Linked DNA regions of Homo sapiens: region 1 is linked to region 2. Evidence: read pairs that join two places in POLR2A ChIA-PET (ENCODE). Cell type or tissue: GM12878. All regions are shown on one strand.

Region 1 (5,000 bases), 120 kb after region 2:
TAATCAGATAATAGACTTCTACAAATACTTATTGAACAGAGGTGGGTATGGAGATAAGACAGGGACTTCCCCTGATAACAAACAAGCATGCAAATAACTAACAATAATCCAAACACAGTTACGTAAATGCCAGGGAGAAAGGCAGTGAATGTGCTGTGAATATGGAGAGAAAGGAAGAAGTTTCTTTCAAACAGAGCTTTGGGGTAAGGGAGGCCTGCTTTAGTCCTTGCAGGGTAGATATCTCACAGGTAGAAAATGGGGAGAAATGGTACTGAAGGTAGCAGCTTGAACGTGGGAGATGTTGGGGAAGACCAGAAACGTGTACTAGGTTGGTTTCTGGCAGCATTAGGAGAAATCTCAGACTAGCGGGGCATGTTGCCCAGAGCATGTGCTTCTAAGAAGTTCCTCATGAATGAGGTGGGGAGGCTTTTATTCCTCTCGCCACAACACTGAGGTATAACAACTCTTTTCAGAAAATGAGATTTTATATATCTAAGCCTAGCTTTCTAGGCAAGCTGTATAGGCAAGATCGTCTTTATACCATTTTGTGGATTTTTTTTTTTTGAGACGGAGTTTTGCTCTTGTTGCCCAGGCTGGAGTGCAATTGCACGATCTAGGCTCACTGCAACCTCCGCCTCCTGGGTTCAAGCGATTCTTCTGCCTCAGCCTCCCAAGTAGCTGGGATTACAGGCTCCTGCCACCACGCCCAGCTAATTTCTTGTATTTTTAGTATAGACGGGGTTTCATCATGTTGTCCAGGCTAGTCTTGAACTCCTCACCTCAGATGATCCACCCGCCTTGGCCTCCCAAAGTGCTGGGATTACAGATGTGAGCCACTGTGCCCGGCCCATTTTGTGGATAGTAAAATCTCTGTTTTCCATCCAAGTGGCTAGTAACACATTTTATTTACTGTTTTTTTCAATGACCACAGTCTGAAGCTTTTTTTAAAATACAAGAATTCAAGGCAACATCTTTATGATACTTAATGGCATTTTGCTTACTGGCTGTTCAGAATGGTTAGTGGTGGGCAGGCAACCTTGGAAACATCTACTCGGAGCCCTTTCCAACTCTTCACATCACTGTTCTTCCCTCCCAGGCAGGGTGGGCCTCCCAATTAACAAAGGTCCAGCCATTGGATTAACCTAAAAACCAAGGGACCAAAACAAAACCCCCTTCAGACCCCAAACCAGGCCTGACCCCATCTGTCTCTCCCAGCGTGGCAGCAGCCATGGCCACCTGCTGTACGAGAACCTCAGCTGGACTGTACACACTGTAACTTTAGATCAAAAGCTCTGTTTGCTGCAGTGACTGAGGTCTGGGGGCACTTTGAGAGGGGCTGCTCAACACCCTAGCCTTGTTACTGAGAAGAGTGAAACATTTTAACTCTTACTGGTTTAACTCATACACTCAATGCCTAGATAATATCAAACATGTTACCCTGGACAGCCTGTCACTTAACTTTTCTGATCTGGGATCAGAAATGCTGACCAGATGCCACTAAGTTGACTAAATAGAATTTGTAGTTATTTTTCACATGGTAAAGCATCATCACTTCTAGGCACAACAAGGCTGCTCACATAAGCAGGAACCTATGTGAAAGCCACATAGGCTTTTTTTTTTTTTTTTTTGAGACAGAGTTTCGCTCTTGTTGCCCAGGCTGTAGTGCAATGGCGCGATCTCGGCTCACCACAACCTCCACCTCCTGCGTTCAAGCAATTATCCTGCCTCAGCCTCCCGAGTATCTGGGGTTACAGGCATGTGCTACCACGCCCAGCTACTTTTTGCATTTTTAGTAGAGATAGGATTTCTCCATGTTGGTAAGGCTGGTCTCGAACTCCTGACCTCAGGTGATCTGCCTGCCTCGGCCTCCCAAAGTGTTGGGATTACAGGTGTGAGCCACTGCGCCCGGCTGAAAGCCACCCTATCTCCTGAGAAGAGGTTTAATATCAACTTTAGTTGCTGTGGCAAGCATGTGGGGATGTGGGCCTTCTCATCTGCTGCTGGAGAATGTACCATTTGATACAAACTTTCTATATCAGAAGTCTTAAAATCCTGCATATCCTCTGACCATGCAATTCCCTTTTTAGGAAGGTGTCTCCTAACTGCAAAGGTCTACAAGCAAGGGCAAGATTGTAGTATGTCTGCTTATGTGCAGTCTTATTCCCATGGCTTAGCTCAGAAGTAAGTGCTCAACAGATATCTGCTGGATGAATGTCCTTTTGAGGAACTATTTCTAATTTTGTGAGATTCCTCTGGGGCTGCCAATGGTGGTACCCAGTCCCCTACTACAGGTATGGCTCAATGCCCATGATTGGTCCAGGGATTGGCAGGTGACCTACTAAAGAGATCCAATCAAAATCTTCCTTGAAGCTTCATGATGCACCATTTCAGTGGTAGAATTCAGAGGTTTATTTTAGTTATATATTGCCAGTAGCTTTCTTTAGTGTGTATGGAGTTTCTCTAGTATTGGCTTTCTGAAAGGTGGATTTATAATTCACTTTTTTTTTTTTTTTTTGAGACAGAGTCCCGCTCTGTTGCCCGGGCTGGAGTGCAGTGGCGCGATCTTGGCTCACTGCAAGCTCCACCTCCCGGGTTCATGCCATTCTCCTGCCTCAGCCGCCCGAGTAGCTGGGACTACAGGCACATGCCACCACGCCTGGCTAATTTTTTTGTATTTTTAGTAGAGACAGGGTTTCACCGTGTTAGCCAGGATGGTCTTGATCTCCTGACCTCATGATCCGCCCACCTCGGCCTCCCAAAGTGCTGGGATTACAGGCATGAGCCACCGTGCCTGGCCTATAATTCACATTTTGAAAAAAGATTTACACAATTCAAAATTTAAAAGCACCTGGGCACGGTGGCTCACACCTGTAATCCCAGCACTTTGGGAGGCTGAGGCGGGTGGATCACCTGAGGCCAGGAGTTCGAGACCAGCCTCAACATGGAGAAACCCCGTCTCTATTAAAAATACAAAATTAGCCGGGCGTGGTGGTACATGCCTGTAATCCCAGCTACTTGGGAGGCTGACGCAGGAGAAGTGTTTGAACCCGGGAGGCGGAGGTTGCAGTGAGCCGAGATTGCGCCATTGCACTCCAGTCTGGGCAACAAGAGCGAAACTCCGTCTCAAAAAAAAAAAAAAAAAAATTAAAAGCATAACAGTATACAGTGAAAAGTCTCCCATTCTACTGCTCCAGCCATGTAGTATTCGTCCTGCCACCCCAACAACTAATGTTTGCAGTTTCTTGGTGTGTCCTTTCAGAGATCTTTTATGCATGTATACAGGGTTATACAGAAACTGTTTCACACCTTGCTGTTTTCATTTAGTATGTCTTGGACATCTTTCCATTTTAGTACCTAGAGTTTATAGCTGCATTGTCTTCAACTGTACAGATGCACTATTATTTATATAAGTGATCTTTTAGACAGTTTTCCATCTTTTGGAATTTTAATAATTAAAACTGTCAACTTACTTCTTTTGTCTTTTTTTTTTGGGGGGACAGGGTCTCACTCCAGTTGCCCAGGCTGGAGTGCAGTGGCATGATCTTGGCTGACTACAGCCTCAACCTCCCAGGCTCAGGTAATCCTCCTACCTCTGTCTCCTAAGTATCTGGGACTACAGGAATGCACCACCATGCCTGGCTAATTTTTGGTATTTTTAGTAGAGACAGGGTCTCATTATGTTGCCCAGGCTGGTCTCAAACCCCTGGACTCAAGTGATCTGCCTGTCTCAGCCTCCCAGAGTGTGGGATTACAGATGTGAGCCACTGTGCCCGGCCCCAAGTTGCTTTTTATTCTGCTGATTTGAAATTTAAACATCTTTTTTTTTTTTTGAGACGGAGTCTCGCTCTGTTGCCCAGGCTGGAGTACAGTGGCACAATCTTGGCTCACTGCAACCTCCGCCTCCCGGATTCAAGCGATTCTCCTGCTTCAGCCTCCCGAGTAGCTGGGACTACAGGTGCGTGCCACCAACCTGGCTAATTTTTGTATTTTTAGTAGAGATGGGGTTTCACCATATTGGCCAGGCTGGTCTCAAACTCCTGACCTCATGATCCGCCTGCCTCGGCCTCCCAAAGTGCTGGGAGGCATGAGCCACTGTGCCTGGCAAAAAAAAATTTTTTTTAAAATAAAATCATCAAGAAGAACTTTCCTTTAAGTGTCTAGGTTCATTTACAATGCTGATTAGTTGTTTACCTTGCAAGAATATTTTTATATCTGGGAAAGTGATATTCCAATATTTAACAAACTGATCAGATGCTTCAAACAAAGTAACAAAAAATATAAACCTCAAACTTGTGTTGGCTGCTTTACAAGGTTCAGTTCCTCCCACTCTGGACTCACCTGGTGGAGACACTTTCGGGCTTTGTCATATTCGCTCCTCAGGCAGTAAGCGCTGCCAAGGTTGAACAGCATCACAGTCCTGGCAGAGTTGACGGAACTGGGGTAGCACTGAGGGGCCCGCTTACCAGCTGGGGAAAAAGAGTGTAGACACTGGTGAAGAGGCCGTGCCAACAGCAAGGAAGCAACCCAATCTATCGCCTTGAGGAGCCACTTGGCACAGCAGTATTCCTCAGGCAGAAAAACGAACACAGAAGATTTAGAATCTAAATTTTTGGGATGCAGGCCAGGCTACTTAAGTATCACAAAACTTCTTACTTACAGGATTCCATTGCTTCATTTTCACCTTTGTCTGATCCTACAAAAACACGAAAATAAATCTGAGGGGCAGAACAACAGAGCATATTTTCTTTCTTTTCTCCTCGGGCTCAGAAGGTAGAGGGCATATTTTCTTTTCTTTTCTTTTTTTTTTTTTTGAGATGGAGCCTCGCTCTGTTGCCCAGGCTGGAGTGCAGGGGCATGATCTCGGCTCACTGCAACCTCCGCCTCCTGGATTCAAGCGATTCTCCTGCCTCAGCCTCCTGAGTAGCTGGGATTACAGGCATGTGCCACCATCCCTGGCTAGTTTTTGTATTTTTAGTAGAGACGGGGTTTCACCATGTTGG
Region 2 (5,000 bases):
AAAAAAGAAATTTCCCTGAGACTGTTTCTTCTTTGAAATTCAAAAAGAGAGAGAAAGAGAAAGAGAGAGAGAGAGAGAGAGACACGCACACACACCCCAAACACAGAAACCTAGGAAATGCAATTAGAAGACGAGGATTCGATTGTTGCCAAAGTCCACCACAACGATCATTCCGTCGGGGGTGATGGCGATGCCGGAAGGGCGGTCCATCTGCCCAAAGCCGCTGCCTTGAGCACCAAACTTGCACAGGAAGCTGCCGTTGGATTCAAACATCTGTACCCGATGGTTCCTGGAATCCGCCACAATGATGCGCCCTTCCTGGTCCACAGCTACCCCTTGTGGGCGCAGGAACTGCCCATTGCCTGTGCCCTCCGAGCCCAGAAAGCGTGCCGACTGGCAGTCGGGGTGAATAACCAGGAGCCGGTGGTTGTTGAAGTCAGTGACCACCAAGTGGCCCTCATGGTTGAAGGCCACACCCCGTGGGGAGTCAAAGTGCTTCCAGAGAGCCCCCTCGAAGCCATACTTGTTTAGGAAGACACCATCAGGCCCAAACAGCTGGATCCGGTGGTTCCTCGTGTCTGAGACCAGGATCTTGCCCTCAGAATTCACCGCCACATCCCAAGGGTAGTTGAACTGCCCATTCTTGGTTCCTTTCTCACCAAACTTGAGGAGGAACTGGCCCTCGAACGTGAAGATCTGGATGCGATGATTGTCCTTGTCAGCCACCACGATCCTGCGTGAGGCGTCACAGGCCACGCCGGCTGGTCGGTCGAACTGCCCAGGCCGGGAGCCCAGGGTGCCGAATTTGTGGTGGAAGGCGCCGCAGGGCTTGAACACCTGGATGCGGTTGTTGCTGCGGTCGGCGACAATGATGTAGCCCTCCTTGTCTACACTCACACCCCAAGGGCGGCAGAGCTTGCCATCGCTGTCACCCTCACTGCCGAAGCTCAGGCCCGGGAGCCCAATGCCCACGTAGCTGCGGCCTGACTTGACCACCACCTTGAAAGGGCTGTTCTCAATGTGCTGGTTGCACAGTGTCACAGATACCAGGTGCTCACCCTCCAGCTGGGGTCGGTAACTCACCACGTATGTCCCATTCTGCTGATCACTCACCTCTGCACCAAACAGGTTGCCATCAGGGCCCAGGACCACAGCCGACATCAGGTCGCCTCCTGAGAGGCGGGGCTCACCATCGTGGTCATAACCAATGACTGTGAAGGAGGCCACCTTACCCTGGAGGGCACGCTTGAGGCCATCGCCTGTGGCCTTGGTGAGTGGGGCAAAGGCCCCGCTGCTAACAAAGCCAAAAGACTTGATGGCAAGGTACAGTGCCTGATCGGGGGGTGTGAACATGACTCGGTCGTCTTCCTGGGGCTGCAGGAGGCTCCGCACGGTCTTCAGCTCCTGCACCTGGGCCAGCATCCGGTCTCGGGCCAGTAGGATGTCTAGCGCTCTACCCTCCTCCAGGACCTGCTGCACGGCACTGATGGTGCTCTCAAGCTTGTTGAGGTTTTGCCGCAGCTTCTCCACCTGCAGGTACAGAGACTTGGCTTTCACCTGGCGGATCTTTTCTACCTGGAGGGAAAAGCAAGAGTGGAGAAAGACACAGAGGCTTAGAGCCAAGCACAGAAAATACCACATAAGCCACAACTAATCACAAGGAAGCATCAGACAAACACATATTGTGGGATGGTCTACAAAAGACATCTGTCTTTCTTCAAAAGCAGCAAAATCAAAATGGACCAAAAAACCTGAAGAACTGTTCTGGGTTACAGAGGATAGTTACTAGAAACAGGACAACTATATGTAATTAGTGACTCTGGACTGGAGGGAGTGGCTAGCTATGAAAAGCACTGTTGGGACAATTGTTGAACCTTGATTATGGACTGAGGAGTAGATGCTAGTACTGTATCAAAATCAAATTTCCTGATTTCTGTAATTGTAATGTGATTAGGGGTAAAGGCATTGTGTTTCCAATATGCCAACTCACTCTCAGATCACAAACATATATACACATACATACATACATACATACACACACACACACATACACGCACGCCTCATGCCTCTAATCCCAGCACTTTGGGAGGATGAAGCAGGCAGATCACCTGAGGTCAGGAGTTTGAGACCAGTCTGGCCAACATGGCAAAACCCTGTCTCTACTAAAAATAACAAAAATTAACCAAGTGTGGTAACAGGTGCCTGTAATCCCAGCTATTTGGGAAGCTGATGTGGGGAGAATCGCTTGAACCCGAGAGGCGGAGGTTGCAGTGAGTAGAGATCACACCATTGCACTCCAACCTAGGGAACAGGGCGAGACTCCGTCTCAAAATAATAATAATAATAATAATAATAATAATAATAATAATAATAATTGGGACAAAACGTACATAATCAGTAAATCTGGAGAAGGAATATATGGAGTTACTATTACTGCAACTTTTCTGTAAGCTATAAATTAAAAAAAATAAAAGTTAAAAACAGCCATCTAGAGCTGGGCACAGTGCTGTGCACCTGTAATCCCAGCTACTCGGGAAGCTGAGGTGGAAGAATCACTTGAGCCTAGGAGGCTGAGTCTGTAGTGTGCCATGACTGTGTCTGTGAATAACCACTGCACTCCAGCCTGGGTAATACAGCAAGATCCCACCTTAAAAAAATAGCAAGATCCCACCACCAAAACCAAAAACAGCCATTTGACAAAGGAGTGTACTGAGCACCTACACTTTGCCAGGCATTGGAGGTACTGCAGTAACCCACAGAAAATATAAAATATGGTCCTTGCTCACACAGAGTTGTAGTTTAGAAAAGCAGTATTCAAAAGCAAACGAAGAAATAAGGATCATGTCAGATAGTGATAGGTGTTAAAAAGTAGAAAAAGGATGTGAAAGACAGTGTCTAGGGGCCCTGATACAGACAAAGAGCACTGAGGGACAGTGCCTTTCACAAGTTCAGACCTACAGGTTGAGACTAGGCAAAAGGCCATAGGGAGAGCTATCTCAGCAAAGGAAACAGCAAAGGTCCTGCTGTGGGCACAGGCTCAGCATTTCACAACCACAGCTTTCAGTAGGGGAGTGACATGACAGATTCATATTCTTAAAGAATTAGTTTGGGGCCCAGCACAGTGGCTCATGCTTTGGGAGGCCAAGATGGGTGGACCACCTGAGGTCAGGAGTTCAAAACCAGTCTGGCCAACATAGTGAGACCTTCTCTGTACTAAAAATACAAAACTAGCCGAGCGTGGTGGCAGGTGGCTGTAATCCCAGCTACTTGGGAGGCTGAGGCAGGAGAATCGCTTGAACCCAGGAGACGGAGGTTGCAGTGAGCCGAGATCGTGCCACTGCAGTCCAGCCTGGGCAATAAGAGCGAAACTCCGTCTCAAAACAACAACAACAACAACAACAAACCGCAAAAGGATTAGCTTGGGAAATGTGTATTAAAGGAGACCACCACCACAGGGCACCTTTTTTTTTTTTTTTTTTTTTTTTTTTTTTTTTTTTTTTGGTAGAGATGGGGTCTTAATGTTGCCACGGGTGGCCTCAAAATCCTGGACTCAAGCAATCTTCCCACCTCAGCCTCCCAAAGTGTTGGCATTACAGGCGTGAGTCACTGTGCTTGGGCCAGTTTCTCTTTACTTCTGTATTTTAAGAATGGTTTTAAAAACCCAACTGGGAACCTGAGAAGCCCTGTACCCCAAATTTTAACATAGCACGCTTTTGGCATGTCTGTATTATTTCCAAAAGAGCCCTTTAAATCTAAAATGCTATAATATATATGGACATGGATTCTAACCTGCCAAAATAATTCCTGCTTGAGGTTCTCAAACCATGCTATTTAGAAATATGGAATTTTGTTTTACCAATGAAACATTAGTTTCTCTATTCTTTAAAAGTTCTCTAATTCTAAGCAATTTCCCCCTGTGAAGCGAATGAACTTATCCAAACAGTTTTCACAGAGGACCATGACTTGAGTTGTTCTACAGATCTGAAAGCCATAGAAGGCTATTTCAGAATAAGCGTCCACTGTTGAAAGAGCTGGATTTCAACCTGACTTTCCCTTTAGGGTGGGAGGGGTGATTATATGATTTCGACTCATTCCTGCTTTTTCATCTGTTCAGTGAACCAGGATACATGTGTATGGAGAGGCCCACGTGGGGACAGATTAAAGAATATTTGCCCATTAGGCCAAACCTCCACCTTTGGTTCTTACCCATGAACTATATATATGCAGCTAACCCCATGAGGTAGCCAAGTCCACTGGAAATACATAAGGCCCAAGAATGAAGAGAGGCATCTGGATATTTACAACAGGGTTATCTTAATCCTTGCACTTATATATCTTAAAGTAACCAGAGATGCAGGAAAACAAAACTTGTAACAAAGAGATGCCCAGACAGAGACAGGCAAAGTAAGAGGGATTTGCTGGGAAGGAACAGAAAAAAAAAAAAAAAAAAAAAGTCAGTAATTAGTCAAAGAGAGAGGGACCCCACAGGATTTGGAGCAAGGTTCTATAGCAAAAGTATCCAAAATAAGGAAGCTTATTTTGGAATGCTCTGAGGATGAATTTTTGGGCAAGCAGAAACTGCTTACTACAATGAAGAAGGGATGGACTCTTCTTTCAAATAGGCTTCTCCCAAGAGTAAAAACTTGCTATTTCTTCTGAAACAGAACTGCCTTTAGAGAGGACAGTGGGTCAGCCTCACAGGAGGGAGGGTAACTAAGGTGAAAGCGGCAGAAACCCCCACACACAAAGGCCTTTTTCATCAGGAAATCCAGAAGAGCGAGTTTGTGGCAGAGTTCACTACAAAGCTCTCAGGTTGCAAGAAATGGGCCCCTCAGTTATAATTAACATTCGTGGGTGGCATAACACTGGCAGACCCATGGGGACATCTGAGTGTCTGAAAATGATGTCATGCCCACAAAGGTGCTCAAAAAATATGCTGAATTAAAAATCTTGGACTAACACCTCCAAAGTCTCTTGTCAGAAAGCAATTGAGCCATATT

Evidence for each region. Peaks named below come from ENCODE experiments on the same cell type or tissue, not always from the same donor. Only the 100,000 strongest peaks of a DNase experiment are listed, where the experiment ranks them.
Region 1: POLR2A ChIA-PET joins it to region 2 with 5 read pairs; 4 of 35 experiments call an interaction of 5 or more read pairs at or near these places.

Annotation. Positions count from the first base shown.
Region 1 is chr3:32,764,148-32,769,147 of GRCh38, reverse strand. CNOT10 (CCR4-NOT transcription complex subunit 10) reads right to left here. Exons shown (of 19, transcript NM_015442.3): 16 at 4,658-4,693; 17 at 4,339-4,466. Among named protein-coding and RNA genes, the nearest start is that of CNOT10-AS1, 29 kb to the right of the region's middle. In GM12878, no CTCF peak of the experiment used is centred here; no DNase peak of the experiment used is centred here.
Region 2 is chr3:32,886,935-32,891,934 of GRCh38, reverse strand. TRIM71 (tripartite motif containing 71) reads right to left here. Exons shown (of 4, transcript NM_001039111.3): 4 at 1-1,575. The coding sequence ends at 124. Among named protein-coding and RNA genes, the nearest start is that of CCR4, 62 kb to the left of the region's middle. In GM12878, no CTCF peak of the experiment used is centred here; a DNase peak (open chromatin) is centred at 2,964.